3 separate regions of the Mus musculus genome follow, and all the other regions are linked to region 3. The links are chromatin loops, found by intact Hi-C in ENCODE. Cell type or tissue: gastrocnemius. All regions are shown on one strand.

Region 1 (4,000 bases), 80 kb before region 3:
GGGGAGAGATAAGAGAGGAACTTGCACAGCAGTGTCTAGTGTTTTCCCTTTGAAAGGAGAGGGGTTGCAGCCAGCAGACCTGCAGCTGTTTAGAAGAAGGGACTCTGACCTCAAAGCAAAGGTTTAGAAGTTCCTGCCTACAAAGCAGATAAGACTTCAAATGCTAACAGCTAGGCGGTGCCCCTGCGCAGCACAAAGACAACAGAAGAGAGAGGCAGGTAGCCCTCCTATCTGAGCAGCCTTTCTCTGGACTCTTATGATCACACTGAGCTCATGGCTCCTTTATACACTGGTTCACTCGGCTCTCAACCCACACATCTTTGAGTCTTATCCTTTTCCAGATTGAAACTGTCTCCACCGAACGCCACTCTAGTCTGTCTCTACGAAGTGAACCATTTTTCTGTGAAACAATTTCCGAAGGTCTAAGTGGCTGTGGCTGGGAGCAACCACACGTCAAAGGATGCTTCTCATGTACCCATCCTATCACAAGCAACCGCCGAGGTCCTTGTTCTCAGCCTCTCAGCTAGATGCTACAGTCACGCCCATCTTAAGGGGAAACACCTGAGGCTCCAACGAAGGAAATGAACCTTGGCACAAGTTCGAATCTAATAGTCTCTGAGTCTGAAACCCCTTCACCCAAAGCACAGGGATTAGACCCTTAGACCCGGCCTTAGACCTAACCCTGATCGCCAGTAGTTTTATAAATAAAGTTTTATTGAGACACAGCCCCACCACCTGGGTCTACACGCTGTGCCCTTTAGACTGTACCTGGCCAGGATGAGTCACTGTGGCCACATGGTTCACAATGCCTATGACATTTGCTTTTTGCCCATGAAGGAAGTTTACCAGCCCTGATCTGGGCTGACTGTCGCATGCTCGCACTAACCCCGCTCACGGCGGCGCGTGTCTTACCAATGCAGTTGCCTAGAGCATCCTGTATGAAGCCGCTCTTGCACTGCAGCTTCGGTCTGCAACGGAAGGATCCCAGAGTATTCTGACAGATAAAATCGGGGGGGCAGTTATGAATACCAGTCTCACATTCGTCAATATCTGGTGCATCGTAAAAAAAGGAGATTGTTAGCAAGAGTCCAGCCAGAAGAGTGTCACAATACTTTAATATCACAAGAAAGTACTTTAAAAAAAAAGGCTCATTTCTCAGACTATAACCCCAAAATATTTCAACAGAGAGGGTGTTACGAAAAGGCCCACGGTGAGCCAAACTGTGTAAAAATTGCTAAAGTCTTAAAAAAACACTCTTAAAAAAACACTCCTCCTCCCTGACTTATGAGGCAAGCTTTTTGCTATTTAACAAATCGCTTAGGCATTTTCCTGGCAGGTATATCATTCATTGAGAAGTGTATGTTTGGATTAGATCATACAGCAATTATCTTAGCGACAATAAACACAGACTTTTAATTCTTTTTATCTCGAGGTCTTCATAATAGTCCAAATATTAACAATAGTTACATCAAGATAGGACAAGATAGATTGCCCTGTCTCGAAGTTCACGGCTGTCAAAGGTTCAAGTGTATCTACTCAGCTGGCCTGGCTCCCAGGCTCTGGAGTCCAGAGGCTCAGGCAGGCAGCAGTGCAGGGTGGGGCAGCGGGATTGCTCAAGGGCTTGGCTGCCAAGAGAAGGCATCTGGCTCTTGGGTCACCCCGTATAATTCAATGATCAACATTTTTACACAAGACCTGCGCTAGCAAGCATCTTCAACTTCATCTGGGTTGGTTCTGTTTGTACGGAAACACAAACGAGGACCCTGGACTTGTTTGTCAAAGATCAGGCTCCGAGCTTTCTAAATCAAATGGGCTAGTGTCACTAACTCAGCATCATATTGAAGTAAACCTGCTCATCACAGACCTTCCTTCATTTGCCCTTGTGTACTTTGCAAGGAGGTGGACCCTCCTCCTTCTTGCAGTACCTGAGGCAGCCACATGGGGGCAGCACCACAGAGCCCAATGGGCCCTTCCCTCTAGGCCATACCCACAGCTGGGGAAGGGGTGAGTTTTAGGTTTGGATGTGAGCTGTACCTTTGCAGTTATTATCCTCTGTGAGCTCATAGCCAGTCCCACAGCTGCTGTCCCGCTGGCAGCGGAAAGAGCCCACTGTATTGATGCAGGATTCTCCCAGCCGGCAGTTATGGCTGCCTGTGATGCATTCATTGATATCTAGAGAGATTAAGGCGATGCAGAAGTAACCAGCAAGAACAACCAAGCCTTAAGCTTGAGCAGAAGGAATGTCCCAGAAGCCATGGTGGATCTGGCTTCCTGCATTCATCAAGTTGCCCAATCAAACTGAGCTGAGTCTTGCTGTGGGCACATCTGGAGAGGGGCAGACACCAAATCAAGCTCTGTTAAGTTTCAGATCTCTTTGAGTAAGGGCCAGACCCTAGAATCATGGCGTCTACAAGACTCCCACAAAGGAGGTCGCATGCATCATCCCCATCTCTTAGACAACGGGAAAGGCAGAAAGAAAGATCTACCCAAGGCCTCACGGCAGATCCTGAACCCAGGTGAACCCCAATGCAGCCCTTTGCCCACACTGTATCTATAGTCTTCTAGAAGACAGCCTTGTCCAGGCAGCACGCAGGTCCCAGCTGTGTTCCAGGAATGGAACAAAGGTTGTGCCACGCAGGCCTGCTCAGCAGAGGCTCCGAAGCACAGGGGCTAGCTCTCAGATGTTACCTTCGCAGGAGACACCATCCGACTGCAGCTGGTAGCCCACAAAGCAAGAGCAGATCACCTCGTCCCCAGTGTCACGGCACTGCTGCTTACAGGGCCCGCCACCTGCAACCAGAGTCCATGGGAGCTAGTGAACAGACTGAGCGACCTTCAGAGACCCTTCCAGGATGCACGGACACAGAAAACAGGCTCCTTGCCACAGCCACGTGTGGTCCTTGGGACACTCCCAAGCCTCGGCTCTGAGCGTCTCCGGGGCCTCTGAAGGCAGCAGAGGTCTGACAAGTTAGGAACCTTGTGTTGCTTCTGTGGTTAGAGTGGACCTGGGGAGGCATACTGCTCGTGGTCAACAAGAGGCCTGGGGGGAACAGGCTCCACCTGGAGGCAGGGCTCTATCAGAGCCCATGTAACTCTCAAGGGTTTCCAGCTGCCCATTCCTGCTAGCTTGCCCATGTCCATGTCCGGTGCTGTGACAATTGTGGGTACAGCCTCTCCCTGCCTGGCACCTCCCCTGTGACTCACACGGGATACTTCGAGTGTAACCCCACTGGGATGATCTGTGTTTCCTTTGCCACAGCCTGGCTGGCTATCAGGGGCACGCAGGCCTTACAGCGATGGTGGCTAATGGATCCTCCTAAGTTGTCACACCGGCTGTCACTCTCGCAGAAATCATCTGTGGCCACCCAGAGAGGGCTCACTCCAAGCTTCCTGGGAACTCCTTATCTCCCTCTCCCCTCCCTCCTGGCCTCAGCGCAGGTTGACACTGAGTGCTGGCGCTATCACTTTGTGATTAAGCTGCCTGCATACCTAACACCCAGTCGCAGAGTGAACCCTTTGGGTGGAGCTGCAACAGAACGGTCAGGTTAGATGAGCCAGAATGTTCTTGAAGAAAAAGAATTTAGTTAGAAAAGGCTGCACTGCGTGGTCACTCTAACGTAAGTGCAAAGGTCTCCTAAGAGACCATGACTCTACAGGGACAAGCGGGGCTCCAGGGACACACAGATAAGAAATAGCTACTCTCCTGGGGCATCGCAGCCTTGGAGAAGTATCATCACCCACAGAGCCCAGGAGCTTGCTGGCACTGGAGTGCTCACACCAGTCCTGCCTCCATAAGCCACTGTCCCCGACAGATCCCCCCGGCTCTGAGCACTCAAGGGTGGAAGAAACAGGGAGCCCCAAGGGCCCCAAGAACAGAAGTACTTTCCAGCTGAGTCTTAGCAGAAGTCAACACTATCCCCTGGGCTTTCATAGCTACCTACCAAAGGACTCCCACAGATCCCAACATCTCACCTCGACAGCGGTCATTCAGGTACGGGTC
Region 2 (4,000 bases), 98 kb before region 3:
GGGTGGGAAAGCAACAAGAGGGAGTGCCCAGGGCTCAAGCAAGCACTCAGAGCTCTGCAGACACAAAGATGAAAAGCTTGGCCACAAAGGAGCTGACTGTGCCGTGGCGATAAAGATCCATCTTGACGGTCAGGAGCAAGTCCCTGGGCTCAGGGATGGGTTTGGTGAGGGCCACCACCCCACTGTGGTGGCTCACCTTTCGAGTGGTGAAAAAGCCCTCCTCATTGCCAGCGGTGATGGCCAGCTGCATGCTGTCCCCAGGGACAGCACTGGAAGGGCCCATGCGGAAAACCACCGCTGGCACTTGGATGTTGGTGGGAAAAGAGAGGTGGTAGTAGGTTATTCTCAGAGGCAGCCTGGGGCACTCCTGGTTCTCATGGCAAGGCAAGCGCTCACAGCGGCTGAAAGACAAGTGGACAGAGAGACAGGAAGAGGGTTAGCGCCACCTCGGCAAGCAGAGAAACAACAGAGTGTGGGCAAGCACGGCTCACTAGGCGGGGCCTCCTGTTCACTGGGTGGGGCCTCCTGCCACCCCTCTGACTGATGCAGCCAGCACAAAGAAAACCCTCACTCACCTGGGGGAGGCGTTGTAGACCTCCAGGCCGCAGACTCAGGTACAGCAACACCCTCTAGGGGTACTGGTGACCAGGGTCAAGCCAGGGGGAGATGTGTCCCCTTCTCAAGGCAGAGAGCTAGCTACCCTGGGCACACTCAGCAAGGGCCTCACCCAGATAGTGGCCAAGGCCATGAAGAACTCCTGGGTGGATCTCAGGGATTACCCAGAAATCATCACGGCTGTTACCACGTACTTGCATGTGGGGCTAATCCCCCATACATTCATTGGCGTCATCACAACCAGTGTTCAAGATGGCGGCTTGAGTGCCCCTTGTCAGATGAGGAAAAAGGTTCAGAGAGAGCCACATTGTGAAGGAAGATGCCAAGTCTAAGCTCAGGGATGAGATCCGTTCCCCAGCCCTGTGATTCAGCTTTAGACACTTGGTCCGATTCTCTGCTTCTGTCCATAGAGACAGAGTGGGGCTCAAAATGGGGATAATGCCAGGTTCTAATATCCTGTGACAAGACTGAACTTCCTGTGACAGGATGAAGACAACACCGAACTTCCTGTGTGGTGGAGATGAAGACAGGTTCTTACTTCCTGTGACAGACTCTAACTTCCTGTATGTGGTATCAATGAAGACAGGTCCTAATTTCTTGTGTGTTAGAGATGGTAACAGGCTCTCACTTCTTGTTACAGAATGGAGACGTGTACTAACTTCCTGTCACAGGAACTGATTTCCTGTGCTAAGGTGAGAATAAGTTCTCTTAGTAGCATCTAATTATAGCCTCTAACTTCCTGCAACAGGATGACAACAGTACATTCTTATGACAGAGTGTTGACAGGAAAATGACAGGACTCGAGTTCTAGTCCTGAACCAGGCCCAACACATGATAAAGGCAGAATGACAGGAACTTAAGAAGCAGAGCCAAGATGGCCAGCCCCATTGGACTTGACCAAGTCCTCCTCAAGTAGGTCTGCCATTTTGACCAAGTTTGGATTCTCCAGTCACGGAATCTCTCAGGGTCTTGCATTACATCCCTCCTCTGGCTTTTTAAGTCTCCATGTCTTGTCCTGAATTTGCTACACATTTGACACTTCTTGTGCACAGCGTTTCTGTTTGTGTCTTATTGGATGCTTATCAGGGCTGCTAGGAAGCCTCTCACATACTTGACTAGTTAACATTCTGGCTCTAAGAAAAGAGAAGTCCTTCAAGTAAGATCCACAACACCAGTGACAGGAGAGAACCATGCCCACTGAAGACAGAGCCTGTCACTGAGAGTCCAGAGCTGGCAGTAGGGAATAAGGTGGACATCATGGGCACTGCTGAAAGGCAGCCGTCCCTGGAGATGCCAGAGGACTGGGTAAAATGGGGGCACTCTACATGCCAGAGAGATCTTTCTATCAAGGAAGGGCCTTTGATGACTGGGAGAAGGGAGGGCCATAAGAGCCAGGCAGGCAGCTGGGGTTCATGTGCTATGTTCCTCTGGGATGTCAAGGGCAGCAAGCAGTAAGTTTGGGTTTCAAAGTTGGCCTATTTCCCTTTAGAGCACACACACACACACACACACACACACACACACACACAAAGACACACACACACACTCAGACACAAAGATACATACACCGCACCCACTCAAACACACGGAAATACATACACCACACACACTCACACACAGAGACAAGACACACACCACACACACACACACACACACCATACCCATTCATGCACAGAGACACACAATGACACACACATTACACACACTCACACACATACATACTGCTTCGGGAGCAATCTAAATGGATCTGGTCAGTAGGTGGTGCTAGAGTCTCCCTCATGGAATTCACCTTTCCCACTTGTCTGTGAGGCCCTCTACCGACCAAAGACTAGGTCTTGAGTTGCCACAAAAGCACAGCAAATGTGAAGGGAAGGAATGTGAGACACGCATGATGCCCTGATCCAGCTCCCATGACTGTCACATCCAGAGCCTGACAGAGATGACGCTGTCATCCATCAGAGCATCCAAGACCTCCCTGGAAGAGGTGCCTGGGGTGGCTCTTTTTAGACCACTCACTTCCCAAAAGGCCGTGACTCCGCCACTCACTGTGGCACTTTGGCTCTATCTCCAGTGCCAGCACACTTTGTAAATGGTCACTGTACAGGCAGACTTGGACCTTGAGTTTCCTTCTCTGCCCCAAAATTTATTGAAACATCCTAGGGATCAGCATCAGCTGGTGGAGGCTTTTAGTCCCAGAGGCTGGAAGATCTCTGTGAGTTCTAGGCCAGCCTGGTCTACAGAGCGAATTCCAGGACAGCCAGAGCTACACGGAGAAACCCTGTCTTGAAAAATGAGAGAGAGAGAGAGAGAGAGAGAGAGAGAGAGAGAGAGAGAGAGAGAAGAAAAAAGGAAGGGAGGGGAGGGGTAGAAGGGGAAGAGGGGAGGGGAAGAGGGAGAGAAAAGAGGGAGAGGGGAAGAGGGGAGGGGGGAGAAAATGGAAGAGGAAAGGAGAAGAGAGGAGAGGGAGGGGAGAAGGGGGAAGACAGGGAAGGAGAGGAGAGGAGGGGGAAAGGGAGGAGGGGGAAGAGGGGAGGGGAAGAGAGAGGAGGGGAGGGGGGAGAGGAGGGGAGGGGAGAGGAGAGGAGGGGAGAGGAGGGGAGAGGAGGGGAGGGAAATAGAGGGAAGGAAACATCCCAGAAACCATAATCACTGTGTGGCAATCTACTGGTCAGACTAGGGACAGCAATAAAATCTGTTAGCTGAATCACCCCGATGGGGGTGGGCAGTCACTACTGAATCTATTACAGAGTAGGGCGGGGTGTGTGTGTGTGTGTGTGTGTGTGTGTGTGTGTGTGTGTGTCTGTGTGTGTGTGTGTCTGTGTGTCTGTGTATCTGGACCTCAGATCAGCTCAGCATGGCAAGCAGGCTCACGGCTTCCACACGTTTCCCATATACGCATTACAGTGCAATGTGTCCCAATTCTCAGCTTCAACATCTTTGACTGCAGCAGCCCAAGTTCTGTGAAAATGATCAGAAGCCTCCACGGAAGAGAGACAAAAGCGCAGAGAAAAGCAGCAGGGCCGCCCCTGTGACCATCCGCGGACGTCAATTCCATCTGTCGTCCCTGGCCAGGTCCCTCTTGAGCTCTGTGACCATAGCTTTTCACTTTAGCTACTTTCCTAAGACTCAGTATCCAAAGCTACCCAGCCTCATGACAGCTTTACAACCATACTCCATCCGAGTGGCTCTGTGGGCAGGAAAAAGGATGTACCCAGTCCCATCGGGTGCCAGAGGTAGCCCTGAACACAGGAGTAGCAAGCACTCAGAGGTCGGGACCTCAGTGTGTCCACGAGACTCATTGGTGGCTTGTGGTCCTGGCTTGCTTGGTCAGGCTCCTGGGTAGCCAGGAACAGCACAGGAGAGAAGGAAGCTACATGAGGAAAGA
Region 3 (4,000 bases):
GTGTGTGTGTGGTGTGTGTGTGTGTGTGTGGTATGTGTGTGTACGTATGTGTGTAGTGTGGTGTGTGTATGTGTGGTGTGTGTGTAATGGTGAGTGTGTATACTTATGTGTGTAATGTGGTGTATGTGTAGTGTAGTGTGGTGTGTGTATGTGTGTGCATGTGTGAGAGAGGACAACTTCCGAGAGTTGGTTCTTGTTTCCACTGTAGGTTCCAGGGGTTGCACTCGGGTAGACCCTTTCACCCCTGCACCAGCCCCTAGCTCTCCTGCCAGTTTTTGCTGAGTGCCTGCCTTTCTATAGGGACTCTGCTAATGCTCACCTGTGAGCCTTCTATTCTGTGGGAGGTGGCTTTGGGATCAGAATTGGATCCAATGCCTGACTTCACCTTCACCTGGCCCTGAGGACTTTGGAAAGCTAGTTCAACTTTCTAAGACTCTGGTCTTCCTCTGGGACAAGGAATGTGTGCTAAAGGACAGTGAAGATTTTAATAAGATAATAGCACTGGACCAGCATGGTACAGGGCTCCATAGCTGCAAGCCCACTGCCCCTTCCCTATGGGATTAAACTCGGACCCACACAACTCTCCCCTGGAGAGGATGAGGCTGGAGATGGGGCCTGCAGACTGCCCATCTAAACAGATGACTCTGGCTACTAAGACTTGCTGGTCGTGAACTTGAGTTGAGACTGAACATTGGACCAGTTAGTGGGCCACTCTGGACCTCATCCCAGAGAAGCCAGCCAAGGACACTGAGTGATCTTAAATAAGAGATTTAGTGGTGACTGTCTGGCTTCTATTCTTGTTCTCAGTGTTTGGCAGATCCAAACACTGAGAGTCCTGCCCGAGATTCTGTCTGGACATCTTGTCAACAGAGCTATACTGTGAAACTAAGTCCTAGGTGGGAACTAATTCAGAAACTAGTCTGGTATGGAGGAGATAGCCCTAGCTGCGATTTTCTTTCTTCAATAAGAAATTCTCTGGAGCGTTCTGGCCCCCAAATCGTGGCTAGAGGAGTTGGGAGTGTCTCTGACACCATGGAAAAGAGAGTTTGGGGCATTTTCTAGAATGACTGCCCCATGTCATGGCCATACTAAATGCTGATCTCCTTCAAGTTGAGTTTCAAGCCCAGGACAAACAGCTGAGGAACCTATTTAACATATCAAATCAGACCTGCCCTCCAGGTTCTCCCAGCATCCCTTAGTCCTACCCTGTTCTCTACCCTGAACGCTCCAGCCCAGGGTCTGGGCTTCCCTTCCCCAGAGGCTCTTCCCTATATAATCCAGACATTTTGATTACCTGTCCCCTTTTGTACCTCCTGGCTGCTGCACCTGGTTCCCCTCTCTACCTTTCCCTCCCCTGGCCCCTCTCTTCAAATGGCCCAAGGTCATGACAGCTCTGGACTCTCCCAGACATGTCTGCCTCTAACTATGCTCTCCCTTTGTACCTACAATAAACTTTCTCCTCCACCCTACCTAAGAACGGTCATGTCCATTTTCTTTTTCTCATTCACCTCATTTAGAGAAGAGAACAAAGAGGGCAGCGCTACAGACACGGACTTGGAAAGACTGACGTTGACAGATCTGACAGAGGCCATGGGCTCCACGGTTTGCCAGCGTGTGCCTGAAGGTAATGGTTAGGGAAGAGCCCTAGACGTCTCTGGGGCGTGGGGAGCAATCCGAGACGAAGCCCCACTATGCGCATGAGCTGTCCACTCCCTGCTTGGCTCCCATCCTCCTACACCCTTTTTACATCTCATCATCTTCAACAGAACCCAGCCCCTCCCCATGCTCTGCCTGGAGCCAAGCTAACGACTGCTGCTCACGGGACAGTGTCTAGACCTATTGTTTCATCGCACTGACACGGAGAGTATCTGTTGCTCAGGTTATCAAAATGACCTTCCCTCTTGGCCTCCTCTGTTTGCAGAGACTGTGGCGCTAGTGGGAACAAGGTGGCCAGGGCTGAGTGGAGGTTTGAGAGGCAAGCCAGGGTCGCCACCTGCTGGTTGGATGTGGCAATGGCTGCCAGCAACAAGAGCTGGCTGTACACTGATTGTCTGGGTTTGTTAGGGGTCCTCCTGGTACCAGTGGAAGGGGGTAAATGGTTTTTATCTGTATATTTCCTCCACTTCTAGCAAGTAGCCTCCCATTTCTCTACAGTCATCCCTCTGACTCCCTAAGGGAGAGACTATTTTTGCTGGTTCTGGAACTTCAAACATGGAGAATCTCGTGTTGTATGTCTTTCATATCCAGTATGGTGTTTCTGCTCACAGTTTCTGTCTCTACCTTTTAGTGGAGTTTATCAACAATTTTATTTCTTGTGATATTAGGAATACAACACAGATGTGTACTTTGTTACCTGTTGGAAAACACTGGGGTGGACTGAGTGTGGGAATATAACAAGATCGACACATTGTGGCCATTTCTGTAACAGTCATTTTTTTTAAATTAAATTTACTCACTTTGCATCCTAACACCAGCCCCCCCCCCTCACTATCCCCTCATGGAGATCCTCTCCCATTCCTCCCTTCCCTTTTCCTTTGAGAAGGGGAGCCCCCCTCAACATAAAACCTCCTTAATAACCTCCTGTAACTGTCATTTTATGGACATACATTTTCATTCCTTTTCTGACCCCCAGGGTAAGCACACAACTGCTTTGAAAAGGTCCCTTTCCCAGTTGCATTTTGGCTGTTACTTCCTCATATTATCCATCCTCTGACCTTGTGCATTTCCAAGGGTTTTGGTATATTCAGTGTTCTCCAGCCATCAGAACTAAGTCTACAACATTCTCAGCACCTGGAGGAACTCTCTACCCTTTTGCTACCACTCCAGCCTGTCCCTAGCAAAAGTATAACCTGCTTCGTCTCGAAAGATCTATTCTGGACATGTCCTACATGAAAGAAAATGCAGTCCTACTGTGTGTGGCCTTTTGTGACAGGCTTCTTCTGCCCTTGGCATCTTTTCTAAACCATGCATGATCTGTGTGTTCTGTCGGCATCTCATTTCTTTCTATGGCTGAATGATCACTGTATAGAGATGACACATTTGTTGATCCATTCGACAGATGGGCATATAGTGTTTCTGTGGACATTCAAGTTCTCTGGAGTACTACTGAAGGGTAAGATTGCTGGGTCATGTGGTATCTCTGCCCCAGCTATTTCTGAACTCAGGGAGGCTGGTGTGTCCTACCCAAGTCTCCACCCACAGCCAGTGTGCAGCCCCTCCATCTACCAGAGCACTGCATCTGCAGGGAGGACTCCCAGAAGCTCAGGCAGCTCACCTGTTTCTCTCCCAGAGGCTGTAGTCCTGAGCTGTTGCCACACTGGAAATAGTTTTTAACTTATATGATCATTTTCTGTTGTGTATAGCAACAGAGTCTAGGATGGTCACCCGTCGAAGCTAGGAGCCTAAGACGCTGGCACTTTCAAAACTGTGGCATCTGAGAGCTGCATCACCTGAAGTTCCTGGAGATCCAAGTGCAGATGGCCGCTTCCACTAGCGGTTACCCACAGGGGCCAGGTCTCTTGTGTTTAATGCCCTCCCACGAGTCTTCTTATGGTTTAATGTGGAGAATGAATCTTAGGAATGCTGTGGGTACGGAGTCGTGCCTGCTTTCTTCCAGGACCAACTTCTATTCGTGTCTGATTGGCACCATCAGGCGCTTTTCCAGTCAGCCCCTTGCCCTCGCAAAACTAACTTGAGACTATCACATCAGGTTTTCTGCTGAGGACTTCTCTCACTTCTATGAATAAATCTACGGTGTTCTGGGACCGCAGAGGAGTGTGCTTGTGGGTGTGTAGCCTCAAGGGCCACTCCAAGGCAGCCCAGAGAGACATGGGATACTACAGGGATGTTGAGACGGGAACAGCGCCCCTCATTCAGCATCTCGTTGGTGTTTCCTGCTGAGTGTCAAAGATTTTAAACAACCACTGAGAATTCTGCATTCAGAGGCAATGTTCTTTTCTAAGAGATGTCTTCAGCAGGATGCAAAACACAGTATAGTAGG

What was found. Hi-C counts contacts between places; a loop is a spot of excess contacts. Peaks named below come from ENCODE experiments on the same cell type or tissue, not always from the same donor. Only the 100,000 strongest peaks of a DNase experiment are listed, where the experiment ranks them.
Region 1: a loop joins it to region 3, with 13 times the contacts of the local background. A loop is called at or near these places in 28 of 42 quality-filtered maps.
Region 2: it touches region 3 in a loop (10-fold over the local background); 33 of 42 quality-filtered maps call a loop at or near these places.

Annotation. Positions count from the first base shown.
Region 1 is chr15:85,229,589-85,233,588 of GRCm38, reverse strand. Fbln1 (fibulin 1) reads right to left here. Exons shown (of 17, transcript NM_010180.2): 5 at 3,973-4,000; 6 at 2,689-2,790; 7 at 2,035-2,172; 8 at 913-1,050. Among named protein-coding and RNA genes, the nearest start is that of Fbln1, 26 kb to the right of the region's middle. In gastrocnemius, a CTCF peak has its summit at 1,940 (motif pointing right); a DNase peak (open chromatin) is centred at 1,945; H3K27ac peaks cover 2,390 bases.
Region 2 is chr15:85,247,846-85,251,845 of GRCm38, reverse strand. The region is part of intron 14 of Fbln1 (fibulin 1); the gene reads right to left. Among named protein-coding and RNA genes, the nearest start is that of Fbln1, 44 kb to the right of the region's middle. In gastrocnemius, a CTCF peak has its summit at 2,391 (motif pointing right); DNase peaks (open chromatin) are centred at 2,397 and 3,649; H3K27ac peaks cover 451 bases.
Region 3 is chr15:85,149,517-85,153,516 of GRCm38, reverse strand. It overlaps Gm19277 (predicted gene, 19277), which reads left to right. Exons shown (of 3, transcript NR_040360.1): 2 at 1,518-1,624; 3 at 3,363-4,000. Among named protein-coding and RNA genes, the nearest start is that of Gm19277, 4.6 kb to the left of the region's middle. In gastrocnemius, a CTCF peak has its summit at 1,994 (motif pointing left); a DNase peak (open chromatin) is centred at 1,983; H3K27ac peaks cover 1,371 bases.